Linked DNA regions of Mus musculus: region 1 is linked to region 2. The links are chromatin loops, found by intact Hi-C in ENCODE. Cell type or tissue: left cerebral cortex. All regions are shown on one strand.

Evidence for each region. A loop is a pair of places that touch in the nucleus more often than their neighbours do. Peaks named below come from ENCODE experiments on the same cell type or tissue, not always from the same donor. Only the 100,000 strongest peaks of a DNase experiment are listed, where the experiment ranks them.
Region 1: it touches region 2 in a loop (2.7-fold over the local background); 11 of 42 quality-filtered maps call a loop at or near these places.

The regions. Positions count from the first base shown.
Region 1 is chr1:162,528,692-162,536,691 of GRCm38, reverse strand. It overlaps Eef1aknmt (EEF1A lysine and N-terminal methyltransferase), which reads left to right. Exons shown (of 8, transcript NM_144877.1): 7 at 719-850; 8 at 2,142-3,021. The coding sequence ends at 2,416. Among named protein-coding and RNA genes, the nearest start is that of Eef1aknmt, 16 kb to the left of the region's middle. In left cerebral cortex, CTCF peaks have their summits at 4,903 (motif pointing left) and 6,808 (motif pointing right); DNase peaks (open chromatin) are centred at 4,941 and 6,825.
Region 2 is chr1:162,369,874-162,377,873 of GRCm38, reverse strand. All of the region lies in intron 2 of Dnm3 (dynamin 3), which reads left to right. Among named protein-coding and RNA genes, the nearest start is that of Gm39688, 6.4 kb to the left of the region's middle. In left cerebral cortex, no CTCF peak of the experiment used is centred here; DNase peaks (open chromatin) are centred at 3,047 and 4,618.

The DNA of each region.
Region 1 (8,000 bases), 160 kb before region 2:
TCACAAATGGGAGGGAACTTTACTGCCACTTGGGACAAAATGTCAGCGTGTGAGGTCGTGAAATGCCAGTGCAGTGTTTTCTTAGACCAAGGATGAAGTGCTCATTGCCTTTCTGTAAGGTGAGAGATTCCGTAGGTCTCTTGGGCCTCTACAACTTCATCTATAGGATCCCATGATGCTGCTGACAGTTACTGTATGCTTGGCCAGCCCTTAAAGGCCTAGACAGCTGCTTTGGCTAGGTGACTGGCTCTCAGTTTTGATTATACTTTGAGATTTACCTAGTGAGCTGGCAAAAACCACCACAGGCTTCTCGGCTCCTCTCATATCTTCCCGCATCCCCCCTGGGGGTTTGACATGGCTGGATGTGCAGCCCACATTGTCTAAGTATGTAGAAACTTCCCCAGGGGATACTCACTCCTTGCAGCATTAACAACCACAAGCGTAGCATATACCGTCCATGTTGGAATGAGCCTGTTAATATCTGCCCTTGGAACACACGTCTAGATTCAGAGGAAGGGTCCTCTGAACTGTAGGATAGCTTGAACTTGGATGAGAAAGACTGGTCTAAACCATGACATTCATGTCTTCAGCAGGCAGAGTACTCACGTCGTCATCTTTCAGACTTAGCTGCTTAGGTTTCAGAGCAGGTGTGTATAGAAGCATAAATGACGTCATCTTATCCCTCAAAGACAAGCACTCACTTTCTTCTCTTCCCCAGCGCCGCCTCACTATGATGTGATAATGTTTGATGTAGACAGTAAGGATCCGACGCTGGGGATGAGCTGTCCTCCCCCAGCATTTGTGGACCAAGTTTTCCTGCAGAAGGTCAAAAGCATCCTGTGTCACGACGGTAAGAAACGGTAGGGTTGGAAGGGAGGGAAGGAAGAGTCCTTTGAAAACATTGCTTGGGCTGGAGAGCTAGTACAGAGTTAAAGGCATTTGCTGCTATCTCAGAGGACTGCAAGGAATTGAGGCTCTCTTCTGCACGTCGGTGTCTGCACCAACACCGTGCACTTTCCCCACACACATGCATACACATAATTAAAAAATAAAATGTGAATTATCCTTTAATAAAAATTGCATTTAAATGTATGGTTTGCTTAGTTTTCCCAAACGGACTATCCCCCAGCACCAAACACAGACGTTTGCAGCATTCTGGTAGTCTACCTCCGTATCTCCTCAGTAACTCGTCCTCTCAAAGGGTTGGTCTTAAACTTTCATCACAGCTTAGTTTATGCCCTTGATAGACACAGAGTCATAGGTAGTATATTTTTAAAAGTATCTGTTCCTTTCACTCAGCCTGGGGTTTGTGAGATTCAACCATAGCCTTGTGTTTATATTGTCTGTTTTTATTGCTACTGGAATCATGTGACTATGCTAGAGTTCATTGGTCCAGCACCACTGGGGGGGTGATAAAAGTAGTATTGCCAGTAATAGTCTAGAATGTGCTGCTTGGTAACCGTGCTTGCAGCTGTCTTGGATACTACATAGGCCTGGAGCTGCGCAGGGCTCCTGAGGATGCTCAGCTTTTGTGGATTGTGCCATAGCCAGTTCCCATGTTGATTGTAGTTCACACTGAAGCAGCTTGGTGACTCCAGACACCCTGAACTTGGCTTTGTGTTACTCAGTATTCACAGGAGCCCACTTTCAGAAGTGACTTGAAAGGTGACAGAGCTGGAGCTCCAGTTCTTTGTCACTTGTGTCCTCCACCCCCTAGGTATTGGCATTTTAAAGGCCTCTGGTATACTACTATGGTTGAATAGAACCTTGGTTGCCAGAAGTCAGGATACCTTGGCTTTTTCACTGGATAGTAAATACTCAGGTGGTGTGTGTGTCAAGAATATAACATCCTCGTGGAACTGATAAATTTATCTTTTATGGAAGGTATTAATTACTTTTTTATGAAAAGATTTCTTAGGCATGGGGAATATTAAAATATGGTAATACTGTGGAAACCATCAAGGCTGAAGTTTTCTTACACTTCATGTATTCACAATCCCCATGCTTCTGTGTGCTGTATCTCTGTCAGATCCACTGGCTTTCTCACTCACCCGCCTCCCTGCCCTGTCACGGGACTTTGCATTCTCCTTGATGCATGTCTCTGGATCTGCTCAGCCTCCTCTTCCCTTCCTACTCTGCAGGCGTCTTCATCCTTAACCTCGTGTGTCGGGACGTGAGGTTAAAGGACTCAGTGCTGGCTGGACTCAAGGCAGCCTTCCCTCTCCTCTATGTCCGGCGGATTGAAGGCGAGGTGAATGAAATCCTGTTTTGTCAGCTGCATCCAGAACAGAAACTTGCTACACCAGAGCTCCTGGAAATGGCCCAGGTTTTGGAGCGGACCCTGCGGAAGCCTGGGCAGGGTTGGGATGACACGTATGTTCTGTCAGATATGCTGAAGACTGTGAAGATTGTGTGAGCCCTGGGGCCAGGCAACTCAGCTTTCTGTCCAAACTGACTTGAACTCCTGGGCTGCTGGGAGCTAAAGCATGACGCACAGGACTTTTAGACCTCATGCTTTTGTTGGTCACATAATCAGCTACATGCTTCCCACCTTTTGGGATGGGAGGCAGCATGGGGGTGATGATGAAAGCCGGGTGGTGGTAGCACAGGCCTTAATCCCGGCACTTGAGAGGCAGAGGCAAATGGATCTTTATAAGTTCAAGGCCAGTCTGAACTTACAAAGTGAGTTCAGGACAGCCAAGGCTACACAGATATTTAATGTCTTCTCAAAGGTCATATGTTGAAAGCTGGCTCCCCAGCCCCCATGGCTCCTTTGGATGATGGTAGAACTTGGGAGGAACTTTGTAGAAGGAAATTGGGTCACTGGTGTGCCCTTGAAGGGCCCTTGGGACACTGGCCCGCCTCTTTGCCTTTTGGCTGCTGTCAAGTGAAGAACTCATCCCCTCATATCTTCCCCTTCATGATGCCCTGCCTTACCACAGGCACAAGGACAGTGACTGGGTCTGGTCACTGCTAGCCTGGAACCTCCACACTAAGCCAAATAAACTTTCTTTCTTGAAAGTTGGTTTATCTCAAGTATTTTTATAGTAACTGAAAGAGGCAGTTTTCAGCTTCATTTCCCACACAACGGACATTTGTATCACTGGGGACCCATGCTCCCCAGCTGCTGGCCTTGTGCTCAGTCCCTCCTCTGAGTCCTCGGACACTCACTAGCTTTTGCAGAGGTTTTATGTACACAGAGCCACTTCCTGTGTCCCATCTTTCCCACTAAAGAATGGTTTGGTGCTGGGTATGGGGTGCCACACGCCTTTAGTCCCAGTGCTTGGGAGGCAGAGGCAGGTGGATCTCCATGAGTCTGAGGCCAGCCAAGGCACAGAGAAACGTTTGTCTCAACAAATAAAACAAGAATGATTTGTTTTTGTATTAATGTCAGGCAAATGACTATGCAAAATTTAAAGAACACGATTCTTTACATACACATATAATGTTCTCAGATTATATTTCCCCACCCCATTATTCTCTCATCTTTCCTCTCAACAAACCCGTTTTTCCTACCAAAACTTTCTTCTTTTTTGGTAGGCCACTGCATTTAATTAGTGTTGCTTGTATGACCATGAGTGGAGTTTATTTACTCAAGCAACAGCAACTTAGAGTGGGCACAGCCCTGTGGAGCCTTATTTCTACCACCAACCCCACAAACATTAACCATACAGCTTCTTGGGAGGGGTGGGTCCTTGTGAGCCCTTCTTTGTAAGAGTTGTGCCTAACTTTGGGCATAACAGGCACTGGGGAAGGAAAGTTGTGAACTTAAGACCACTAACAGATTTTGAAGTGATTTAGGCATAACACATGCTAAGGGAAACACCATGCAGTGGCCCCTGTGGTTCTTGGAGCCCTGTAGATCCACAGAAAGGTATCCCTAGTGTGCCTAGGTTTTTATGATGAGTCCTATAATTCAGAAATCGAAAGATGGACCTCACTGGCTAAAACTGAGTTGTTAACAGAGTTGCATACAGCAGTGCTGGAGACCGAAGAGCAGAGAGCCTCATTCTGGTGACCACCTGCCTCGTTTTCTAACATTTCCTAGCTTCTACAGGCCAACTGAACTATAGGACTGTATGGTAATGTCTGAGTTCATCTAAGCTCAGAGTAGCATGCCACAAGCAGTCCTAGGAAGCTAATCTGGGCTGGTTTAAAGGCCACTGAGGTTGAAGTCTACTCTGATTGGACACACTCTGGGAACCAGGAACGAGTTGCTATCAGTGGTCAGCATTTTTACTGCCTGGTCGTATGTCAACTTGACATAAGCTAAGAGTCATCAGAAAGGAGCCTTTGTTGAGGGAATGCCTCAATGAAATTCAGCTGGAAAGCATTTTCTCAATTAGTGGTCAATAGGGCCCATTGTAGGTGGTGCCATCCCTAGGTTGGTTGTCCTGGGTTCTATAAGAAAGCAAGCCGAGCAAGCCATTTCAAGCAAGCCAGTAAACACCCCTCCATGTTAGCTTCTGCCTCCAAATTCCTGCCCTGTTTGAGTTCCTGTCCTGACTTCCTTTGGTGATGAACAGCAATGTGGAAGTTTAAGCTGAATAAACCCTTTTCTCCTCAACTTGCTTTTTTGTGGTCCTTTGTCACAGCAATAGAAACCATAACTAAGACAAGTTGCTATCAGCAGAATGGGGTATTGGCTGAGACAGGCTTGACGGTGTTTTGAGGAGGATTATGGAAGGACTTTAGAACTTTGGGCTAACAAAGCCATTGTGTGTTGAGATGGGATGTTCTTTTAGGAACTTGGAAGATAAGAATATTGAGAACTGGGGCTGGAGAGATGGCCCAGTGGTTAAGAGCACTGCCTGCTCTTCCAGATGTCCCAAGTCAATTCTCAGCAACTACATGGTGGCTCACAACCATCTATACTGGGATCTGGTGCCCTCTTCTGGCATGCAGGTGTACATGCAGATAGAACACGCAAACATTAAATATTTAAAAGAAAAAAAGCCTCTGTGGACTGAATAAAAAGGGTAGTGCAGAAGATGGAGGCCTAGCCAAGGCCGTAGCTCCTGTTTGCTTGGTAATGCATAAGCGTTATCCAGGTGGTACTGGTTTTGAAGGCATGAAGGGAGTCATGGAGAGCAGCTGAGACGTGGCACTGTGAGAGGCCATTGGTGAGGGTGAAGCTTCAGTGGCACTTGAAGGCCCAGGACTGAAGGGGTCATGCAAAGAAGTTGAGGCTTGGCACCATGAAGAGAGCCTATGAAAGGCTATTGGTGAAAGTGCAGGGTAGTTGCAGCAGAAGACCCCAGTGTTTTGGCTATGCCAGTACCATAGGATGACCACCAAGAATAGCAGCAGCAGCGGAGTGAAGCCAGCTGGTCCCCAGAAGACAAGCAGTGTGTGCTGCACAGGTGGGAGCTGGAGAAGTGACCCAAGCCCTTTGGAAGAGTCCAGAAGATCCCAGAGTGGATCCCAGACTTTGGATGGCTGGAGTTTGGTTTTGCTCTGATTTGACTGTGTTCGTGCCCTGATTTTTCACTCTTGAAGTAAGAAAGTATTTGGTTTATTCCATTTATTTTATGGGGGAGACTTTGAATTTTAAAAGACTGAATTTTAAAAGAAATTGGCTATTTTAAAGGGACTGAAATGTTAATGTGCTTGAATTTATAAAAACTGGGAATTTTAAAAGTTATTTATGTTTTTAATGTGGGATCTTGGGGATTGAATGAGAAAGGAAGGGTTGTGGCTTAATAGTGTTGTTTGTGTGTCAAGTTGACAATGGGTCAGTTGTACTGGCTGGTTTTCTGTGTCAACTTGACACAAGCTAAGAGTCATTAGAGAGAAAAGAGCCTTTGTTGAGGAAATGCCTCCATGAAATCCAGCTGTAAGGCATTTTCTCAATTAGTGATCAATGGGGGAGGATCCAGCTCATTGTGTGTGGCCATGCCTGGGCTGGTGGTTCTGAGTTCTATAATGAAGCAGGTTGAATAAGACTTGGGGAGGAAGCCAGTAAGCAGCAGCGCTCCATGGTCTTTGCATCAGCTCTTGCTTCCAGGTTCCTTTCTTGTTTGGATTCCTGTCCTGACTTCTTTTGATGATGAACAGCAATGTGAAAGTGTAGGCTAAATCAAACATTTCCTCCCCAGGTTGCATTTGTTCCTGGTGTTTTGTTGCAGCAATAGAAACCCTAACTGAGGCAGCAGTTCAGTTAGCTCTGAGAGACAAGTTCAACCATCACTTTGGTAATTGGTGAATGTCTACTCCTCAGTTCTTTGCCCGGAGTAGATGTCCTCTGATTCAGATGAGGACACAAGCTTGCGGCAGAGGGTGAGTTCCTCTGTGGATCTAGCAGCTTCCTGTCCCACCATAACAGACCAGTGAGAGCCATGGGGTCTGCTTAATAGCTCCAGGCTTCTAGTAAACTACTTACAGTTCACTTTCTCTCTTGCTTGTGGCTTGTCTTGCTGATTGGTTTTTATAGATTTGTTAAATCATCAATAAGAAATAGGATTGGTAAGTTGAGTTTCCCCTTTTCATGTTCATTAGGGATTTTTTTTTTTTTTTTTTTTTTTTTGGAAAGGCTATCCCATGCAGTCATAATAAGGATATGTAAGGGGAAGACATCAGCTCCCATGGAGACAGTGGAGCAACTGATAACTCACATGGCTGGGTCCTGGGATCAAATGGTTATGAGGTAGCATAGAACATGGCTAGATCCTGTCCCAGGAGTCTCTTAGAGACTTATTAGGACAGTCAGAAGAGAAGCCAGTCTCAAGAAAAGCTGCCTCCTTAAAGTGACTCATTGGTCCCTGCCTTCTCCTGTCCCCAACTCCAGGCTTAGCTGGTTCCCGGGCTTCCCAGGAGATGGCACTAGAAATCACATTCTTGCAGGTTTGAGGACACTCTCCTACTATGTCTACATTCCTCCCCAGTCTTCAAATGCTCTGCCCACTCTCCTCTGGCCTCCCTTTCCCCCTTACCCTGTACATGGAGACAGTACATCTGTTTCAGTCAACCTCTGATGGCGCAAACCTAGGTATCTCTTGGCTCCACACCTTTGATGTTAGGAGGCAGAGTGATGGGGGAAATGCCAGTAAGAAAAGAAGAAACCTAAAGTGAGAGCAATGTAAAGCAAAACCACGCAGGCGGGTCCAAGCGGACACACCTGCACGATTCTTGCCAAGATGGAAAGCATTTCCTTGTTATAAATAGAAATATTATACATATTTATGAGGTAAATTATGGTAATTTGATAGTGTGTAATAGGTTGTTGTGTAGCCATACTTTTTGGCTACTTTATTGGATTCTTATATCTACCACCCTTCTCTACCCCAATCCCTTCCAATCTCCCAACACTAGGTAGGCAAGAAAGAAGGTTAGAGGGGAAAGGGGGCATAGATCTCTTTTTAAAGATTTATTTATGTTTATGAATGCTCTATCTGTATGTATGCCTGCATGCCAGAAGAGGGCATCAGATCCCAGTATAGATGGTTGTGAGCCACCATATGGTTGCTGGGAATTGAAACTCAGGACGTTTGGAAGCGCAGGATGTGCTTTTAACCACTGAGTCACCACTCCAGCAAAGATCTCTTTAGATTACTTCCTGCTGATTAGGGGCATCGAGTTCCTTGGGGCAAGTTCAGTCTTCATTGTCAGGATATCTTCAACCATCAATCCAGCAAACAGCAGCAGCAGCAACAACAGGAACCAGCAGCAGCAACAGCAGCAGCAGCAACAGGAACCAGCAGCAGCAGCAACAACAGAAACCAGCAGCAGCAGCAGCAGCAGCAGCAGGAACCAGCAGCAGCAGGAACCAGCAGCAGCAGGAACCAGCAGCAGCAGGAACCAGCAGCAGCAGCAGGAACCAGCAGCAGCAGCAGCAGCAGGAACCAGCTGCAGCAGGGGCCAGCAGCACGGGGAGAAGCAGCTGCTGTCACCTCTTGGGTCTCTGGCTTATTATCTCTTCTTAAGAATTCCCAGAATTCCAAATGTAAACTATTTTCAGCTGGCAGAATAACACCCCTGCCAGAGCATATAACAAATCATAG
Region 2 (8,000 bases):
AGCAGTTGGGTGGTCTGTAATTTACTTCTGTTCTGACATGATCTGGAGTTACAATGGACGCCAGGGTTAAGGCTTTTATCTCACAAGAGTGACCTCAGTTCTGATGCCAATCTCCAGCGCTGGGTCCCAGGTGACGTGATTTGGCTTAATGATTTTTATTTTTCTTAAGAGTTTGTAAAATCCAGGGAAAGATTTTGTCTGCGTTTACTGGGGACTAGGAGACATACACATGAATGGGGTTAGCAGAGGGAAGAGGAGGCACCCAGGCCAGTGTTCAGGAGTCACTGTCCCCATGGAGCTGACGTGCAGCACCCTCCCCTCATGTGGATGAATTCTCTGGTTTTGGAGTCTTCTGACCCCTTTGGTCAGGGTTATAGTGGAAGTTGTGTCCTATTGGTACTATTGATAAATCACTGGTCCTTGGTGATCAATTTTCAGATCCATCTTGAAATTTATAGGAGTCCATTAATAAAAGTTTCCTCTCCAGCACAAACTTACATATAATAAAAAGGGATTGTTGTGAATAACACCACATATCCCTCTCATTCAGGAGTCATAACATGCTAAGGACTTCAGAATCTTTGTCAGGAACCATGAGCCGCTGTGTACTTCTATGCTTCATTGATCGACCAATCTACATAGATATTGCCCATGAATCTTCTTGCTCTCACAGGTGGACTTCCTGAGCAGGATTTAAGTGTCTTTCCTGTGTGGCCATGTGACTCAGTGTTGTAGGTGTGCAGTCTTAGCAGGCTCTTGCTGTGACCTGGTCCCTTTTCTGGCTTCAGTGTCCCTCAGGTGCAGGATTGGAGGCTCTTCGGAAGGCTACTCACTGAGCATTTCCTTGCCCTTCCCCTGTATGATGAGAGACCCTCAGGCTTCACAAATCTTTACTTTCTCTGAGTCTCTTATGGTTATGATCTCAGAGAAGCTAAGAGGGTTAAAAGGTAGGAAAATTGGTCCTTAGATATTTGCTCTGCTAATTCTAGATATTGTGCCTGTCACATATGAAAGATGTCCCCTGTAACTCAAATGCTCTTCCATGAAGATGTAGTTTGGCATGGTGAAATGAAATGGCCCAGTCCCATGTTTTCTCCCGTATATAATTAGAAAGAATTCATTTATTCTTCCTGTCATTCTCCATGCAAGGGTTTTGAAGCTTGAACAAGACAGCGTGTGGAGGTTGGAATGAAAATGGCCTTCATAGACTCATACATTTGCCTGGGTTGCTCTCAACTGATGAAGTGTTGGGGAAGTATTAGGAAGGGTAGCCTTATGGAGGAGGTGTGTCCCTGGGGGAGGGTTTTAAAGTGTCCACATTAGGACCAGTGCCTCTCTGCCCATTACCTGCAGATCAGGATGCAAAGCTCTTAGCTCCTGCTCTGGCACCATGCCTGCCTGCTTTCCATTAGGACGATCATGGACTAACTGAAACTCTAAGCAAGTCTCACTGAAATGCTTTCTCTTAACAGAGTTGCCTTGGCCTTGGTGCCTTTCTCAGAGATGCTCCGCTGACACACAATGGAAATAAAAGAATGTTGAATGTTATGTGTGTGCTAAGCTCAGATCAAAATAATTTTTTTTTCTGGTATTGAGGCTTCTAAGAGACATGATTTTGTGGTCATAGAAACACAGATTTTTTTTCCTTCTGTCACTAAAAATGTTGGTTACAAATGATTTTTATAGTGGGAGTGAAAGAAAGGCCGTTCTTATGTTAACTTATATTCTGAGCTATGCTGTGGAAAAAATAGGATTACATTTATTGTTATGGCTTTTTCCCCCATGAGGACAAATGAACGATCACCACATCAAAGGAAATTTCAGATACCTCAAGAAAAACTACAGTGTCATGTTGCCCAAGTGAGAATCATGGTAGCTAGAGGTGATGCTTGTAGAAATGCCAGAGCCTGCCTTCATCTGAATCTTTATTTCTTTATTTCAAGAAAAGTGGTGACAGCTTTTATCCTTAACCGTTAGCTTTATACAACAGTGTTTTTCTTTATTTGTATTTTATGTGCATTGGTGTTTTACCTGCACATATGCCTGCGTGAGGGTGTCAGATCCCCTGAAACTGGAGTTAGAGATGATTGTGAGCAGCGATGTGGGTGCTAGGAATTAAATCTGGGTTCTGTGGAAGAGCAGCCAGAGCTCTTAACTGCCACCCTTCGAGCTCCATGGCTTTTACTTGTCTACTTGGTACTCATCTAACTTCTTCGTTAATGCTGGCTTGCCTAATTCTCACAACAGTCCCAAGGCAGATGATGATGATGATAATGATTCTCATAATATATAGAAGAGACTGAAGAATAGAAAATTTATGGCTTACCCAGGATAATAATTATTATTATTAAATAATGTGTGTCCATGAATAAAAGTTTGGTATCTAACAGATTCTTAATCATATAAACTTTACTATAAAGTTCAAGAGTTAGTTATTATAGAAATCAATATGACTTCTGTAAAATCAGATTTGTGTAGAAACAGATAAAAATAAGAATGTATCTAAAATAGTAATTTTTTTGCATTATACTCCTAATTTTACGTTTATATGCACTGTTTTGAAGCACCACAGAAATCATCGCTTAGAGTGTGTGTTTTAAACAATCCCACAACAAACTGATAACTATTAAATAACAATAAAGGAGAGACCACATATAGTAAGCATTCTGAGCTGTAGTGGTTTGTTAGTGTTCATTGTTAGATAATAGAATGTAGAGCCAACCGGGTGATGAGTCCCTGGGCACAGTGCTAGGGCTCTATCATGACTGATCTGAGGTGGGAAGCCCTGCCTGTGGTGGGTTACACCATTCTCTGGCTGTGGTCCTGGGCTGTATAAATGGAAGGGAATCAGCAGCAAACATGCACCCATTCCTTTCTGTTTCTGATTGTGACTATGATGTGACCAGCTGCTGCAAGTTCATGCTGCCTTGATCTCCTCCTCATGACTGACTCTACCTTGAGCTGTGAGTTAAGATAAACTCCTCCTCCCCTGAGTTGCTTTTGTCAGAAGATTTTTGTCACAGAGACTAGAAAAGAAAGGAGGACAGACATCAGCTCGGAGTAGAGAGGCTTTGCTGGGATAGAGCTGACCATGTGATTCTTAAGCCTTGGAGACGTTTGTGGCTGAAATATACAAGAGTTTGGTATTTTGGGCTAGAAATGCTTTAGTGTGTTAGAGGAAGAGATTAATGGGCTGTTCCTGGAATTGCCTTGGAAGATGCTAATGCTGAAAGAACATATAATGGAGGCTTGACTCACAGGGTTTCAAATGGGAACATGGATTCTAATCAGAAACTGTAATAGGGGCTATTTGTGTGATAAGAATATGGCTTTAATCTTTCCACATCTTGAGAGCACGGCTGAAGTCAAATTTAAAGATAATGGAGTAAATTGTTTGGCAGAGGAAATTTCAAGACAGGAGAATAATAGTCATTTAGTGTTGAGAAAGCAACTATAATTGTTAAAGAAATCAGTACCACCAAACATAAATCTCTTGTGGTTCACTGGGACACTAGGAATTGTGCCTCAAAGGTAAGCTCTCACCCACTGGAGGCTCCATGCTGAGAAGACTCAACTTCATTCTTAAAGGAAGACAGGGGGGTTCCCTGTTCCCTTGAGCACAAAAGTATTTCCTCAGCAGTTGTTGCCTAAGAGAGGGGCCTCCATCTTGATAGTGATGTCTATATGATACTAGTTTAGAAGGTATGGAAACTAAATGAAAAACTACAGAGCTGTGTGTGTTACCATTCTCACAAAGAGACTCAGAGAGACCACTGAGTGAGAGACCACTGAGTGAAGCACTGAAGGTGAAGCTTAAGTCACAGTGCGATTCTGGAATATTGAAGATGGCAGGACCGTGGGACATCCGCCAAGAAGAGCTTTGGGCATGTAGTTTAGCTGGCTCAGGAGAAATGGATGTATGGGTGGGGCTGGACAGGTGGGGCTATCCACATTGGGAACTGGACTTTCCAAGTGTTGGAACTGTTAAGACTATGAGGACTTGGGAAGTTGGTCTTAATTCATCTTCTACTATGGTAATGATCCTGTGGGGACAATCGGTGGAAGGTTATGGTTTCAGAGTGGTGTTTAGGTATCAAGTTGACAAAGAGTAGAGTTATGACAGAGTCTAGAGTCTTCTGGGAGATGGTTCTCTGTCATGCCTTTGTGGAGGATTATCTTGATTGCTTTAGGTGAACTGGGAAGACTTCTCACTGTGAATGCTTCATTACCCCCAGCTGGGGACCAGAAATTGTGTGTGTGTGTGTGTGTGTGTGTGTGTGTGTGTGTGTGTGTGTGTGTGTGTGTGTGTATAGAATGAGCAATCATGCATTCATTTCTCTCTGCTTCTGGCTGTGAATGCAACATGACTGATTGCTTTCAGCTACTGCCGTCTTGACTGCCCCATCATGATTCCTTGAGCTATGAACAAAATAAACCTGTTACCCTTAAGTTGCTTTTGTCATAGTACTTTATTGTAGGAACAGGAAATGAAACAAAGGCAAAGACAATGCTTTTGGAAAACACTGTTTTAAGATGTTACTATTCTGCTCTCTTCATACAGGAGGAAACTGGGACACACAGAAGTTACGGCTTAGCCAGGATAAGAATACTCTGGGATTTTGTGGATGTTAACATGAGACAATGTATGGCAAGCAAGTCCATGGCTTATGTAACAAATGAGCCTTAAGACTGTGTGGGTAGGGCTCTTCTTTAAAGTAGCCTGAGGTGATCTTTGAAATGATTGGCTACTCTCTTGACCCAGAAAACCTTACAAAATCATGCATATCAAGTGTTCAAATTTTCATGTTCACTTTAAGAGCACCTTTGAAACGAGGTGTGCATACTCAAAAAGCTACTGAAAGATATCACTTTAAGGATACAGCATGTGCCATTCTGCTGATATACTAGCAGAGTAGGTAGGTGAGCCCAAGCTAAACTGTACAGGGTTGAAGTACCCCCCCCCCCCAAAGTGCTGAATATTTTATCCATGCTTACAAATGTGGAGAGTGAATATTGATCTTAAGGGCTTGGATGCGGAGTCCCTACTCAGCACACATCTACAAGTGAACCAAAGACATGGGATGTGCTGCAGGATTATAGCACTCAAACTCAGGGTACCTGACTCAGGAGCTCCTCTGCCAAACTGGAATGGTCCTCTCTGAAAAGGAATCAGTTCTTCCTGGAGTGGAGAGGCTGCAGAGGAGAAAAAGATAACCCCAGGAGAAACTGGAGAAGCAAAAAGAATAACCTTAGCTGACAACAATGCAGATAAAAAAATGTAGAGAGTTAGCTGTGGTAGCTCACACCTGTGTTCCCAGTACCAGGAGCCTGATGCAGAAGGACTGCCTTGAGTTTAAGATCAGCCTCAGTCACATAGTGACTTGCATGCTAGTTGAGCTATAATGTGATATCCTATCTTTAAAAAAAGAAAGGAGAAAATGTACATAAAATAAAATATGAAATTACTCATATTTGTTTTGAATGCGATTAGTGGAACAATTTTTCACAAGTCGTATAATAAAAACTCTCTAAATTATGCTTGGGATGGACTTGAATTTTTCCATGCAGTGCTTTCTGTCTTATGTGATGACTGCATTTAAAATCAGGAGTATTCACACTGGGGTCATGAAGGGCAACACAGCATAGATGGGTATGTAACTACCATCTCCTCTAAATCTCCCTCATCATTGTTTATTAATGACCCCCAATTAGCTCCTCAATTTGTTCTTTTAAGACATTACAAAGAAGAATCAGGCACCTTCTGTCACAACTCAGCTTTTCCCCTCCTACAGTGAACTTTTTCATAACAGCTTCTAGCAATCAAGTGAAGTCTCCTTAAACTCCAGCTTTCTTTAATGGTGATCATTTGGAAACAGTGGCCTCCATATTTCACATTCTTGTACAAGTAGGAGATATGGTTTATGTGCATTATCCTGTCACCATGATCCCCGAGGAGGGCTTATCCTCTCCCATCTCTTATGCTCCTGCACAAGGCTTTGTGCTACACTTTATCCGTCTATCTCACATGCAGCTTTTCTAGGATGCTGTTGTGCTACACTTTATGTGTTTATCCCACATGCTACATTTTACACGTCTATCCCACATGCTACATTTTACACGTCTATCCCATGTGCTACACTTTATCCGTCTATCCCAATGCTACATTTTACATGTCTATCCCACATGCTACACTTTATCCATCTATCCCACGTGCAGCTTTCCTAGGATGCTATTGTTTGTCCACTTGGTTTCCCCACAACTCACTCACTTTTTGTCTCAGATGATTTTTATTAATAATTGATTTATAATATTGAATGCTCTCTTTTCTCTCCTTGGCTGTCTCTCTTTAAACTGTGGTGATTTCTTCCTGTGCAGCTCAGGCTGGTACTGAATCCTTTTGGCTCAGCTCCCCAAGTGCTGGATTACAGGCAATGAGTTACTACATCCAACTTCTCATTTTGGCTTTTCTCTGTTCTGTATATCCTCTTGCCTCTAGACCAGATTCTCCCCTTCCCATAAGTCCTGCATAGACCATTTCAGCTTCAGTCTATCTTCACTTTGAAGACCCACATAAACACCATGCCACATGATTCAATAGTCAGTTACAGGGGTGGCTTGATTTTTGTCAAACTGTATTTAAAACCATTGTTAATTACCACAGATTTGTTTTCTTACTCCAACATAGCCAAGTGTCACAGAATGGTTTGTGCTCCCGTACTGTACTTGTAGCTTCTTAGTAGTTACAAATTTCCATATGGCCAGAAATCTCTGCTCTCAATGAAAAAGAACATTAAATCACAGCATGGAAAACAGCATGGACTTTGAAAGCTTAAGTTGTGTCGTGTATGATCGAAGGCTTCCTGCTCACCAAGAAAATGAAAAAATGTCGAAAAAGACAGAGCAAGTTTTAGAAGATTGAAAATATTATGTGAATATTAAACTTCTTACTAGAGAGAGCCATAATGTGCTCATGGGAGCCTCTAGTTAGTCTATAACCAATTGGTCCAGAAGGGGAAGAGAAACATCCACTCCTAAAAGGAAGCTTACAGTAAATGTTTTGCTCCAGGGTATTGTTTTACACCCAACAAGATTCAGTGCACCAAGAGAACATTCCAAAGGAATATTTAAGATGTCAGAATTTTTGAAAACCAGCAAGCAGTTTGGGTTTATTTGGAAGCACCCACTCATCTGCTCTTTCAATTAACCCTGAGTGCAGAAGGATTGCTGATTTGAAATGTGCCCGTCTGATTCTCTGGACACATATAGTATTGGCTACCCATCTGCGGAATGCATAAGTGTGTTGTCTAATATTCTTGAAAATGTTATATAGTTTCCTAGGATTTCATTATCTTATCTATATACAATGAGAATACTAGCTATAACAAGATTTTTGAGGTTGTTTCTACCTATATAATTGCGTAAACGGTATATTAAGGAAAACCATTCGCCATAGTGGAGTGACAGAAGGGTTCTGATGATGGTGGCATGTGAGGTGAATTTTGCTACACTAGGTTCGGCTAGGCACAGATTATGGCTGCGACAGTGATTATGTTTTTGCAGGAAAGGCATTGGAATGGCATTGTCTGTGAATACCCTCGAATTATTTGTAAAATCTGAGTCAATGCAAGGGTTTTTGTTTGTTTGTTTTTTGTTTTTGTTTTTTGTTTTGGTGGTGGAAGGTGCCATTGTCTTGACTTAGTCATCCATGACCCTAGAAATGTGACATAGTATAGAGACCAGGACATGTGCCCCCTCTAAAGAGACGAGGACATAGGCCTCCTTCACATCTGCAAATGCTCTGGTTTGAGGGGAAGGAGTGGAGGAGAAGAAGCCACAGTAGAGAGCAGCGCTGTGAAGAGATGACAGCTAAGGAAGGAGGGGCATGGGAAGTGAGGAGCAGGGGATGCCGGGAAGATCATCTTGTCCTTGAGCACCAGAATGCCTGCCTTTAAATCTTGGACCTGTGCCCAGAGATGACTCCTGCAACTTCCCTGAGATCA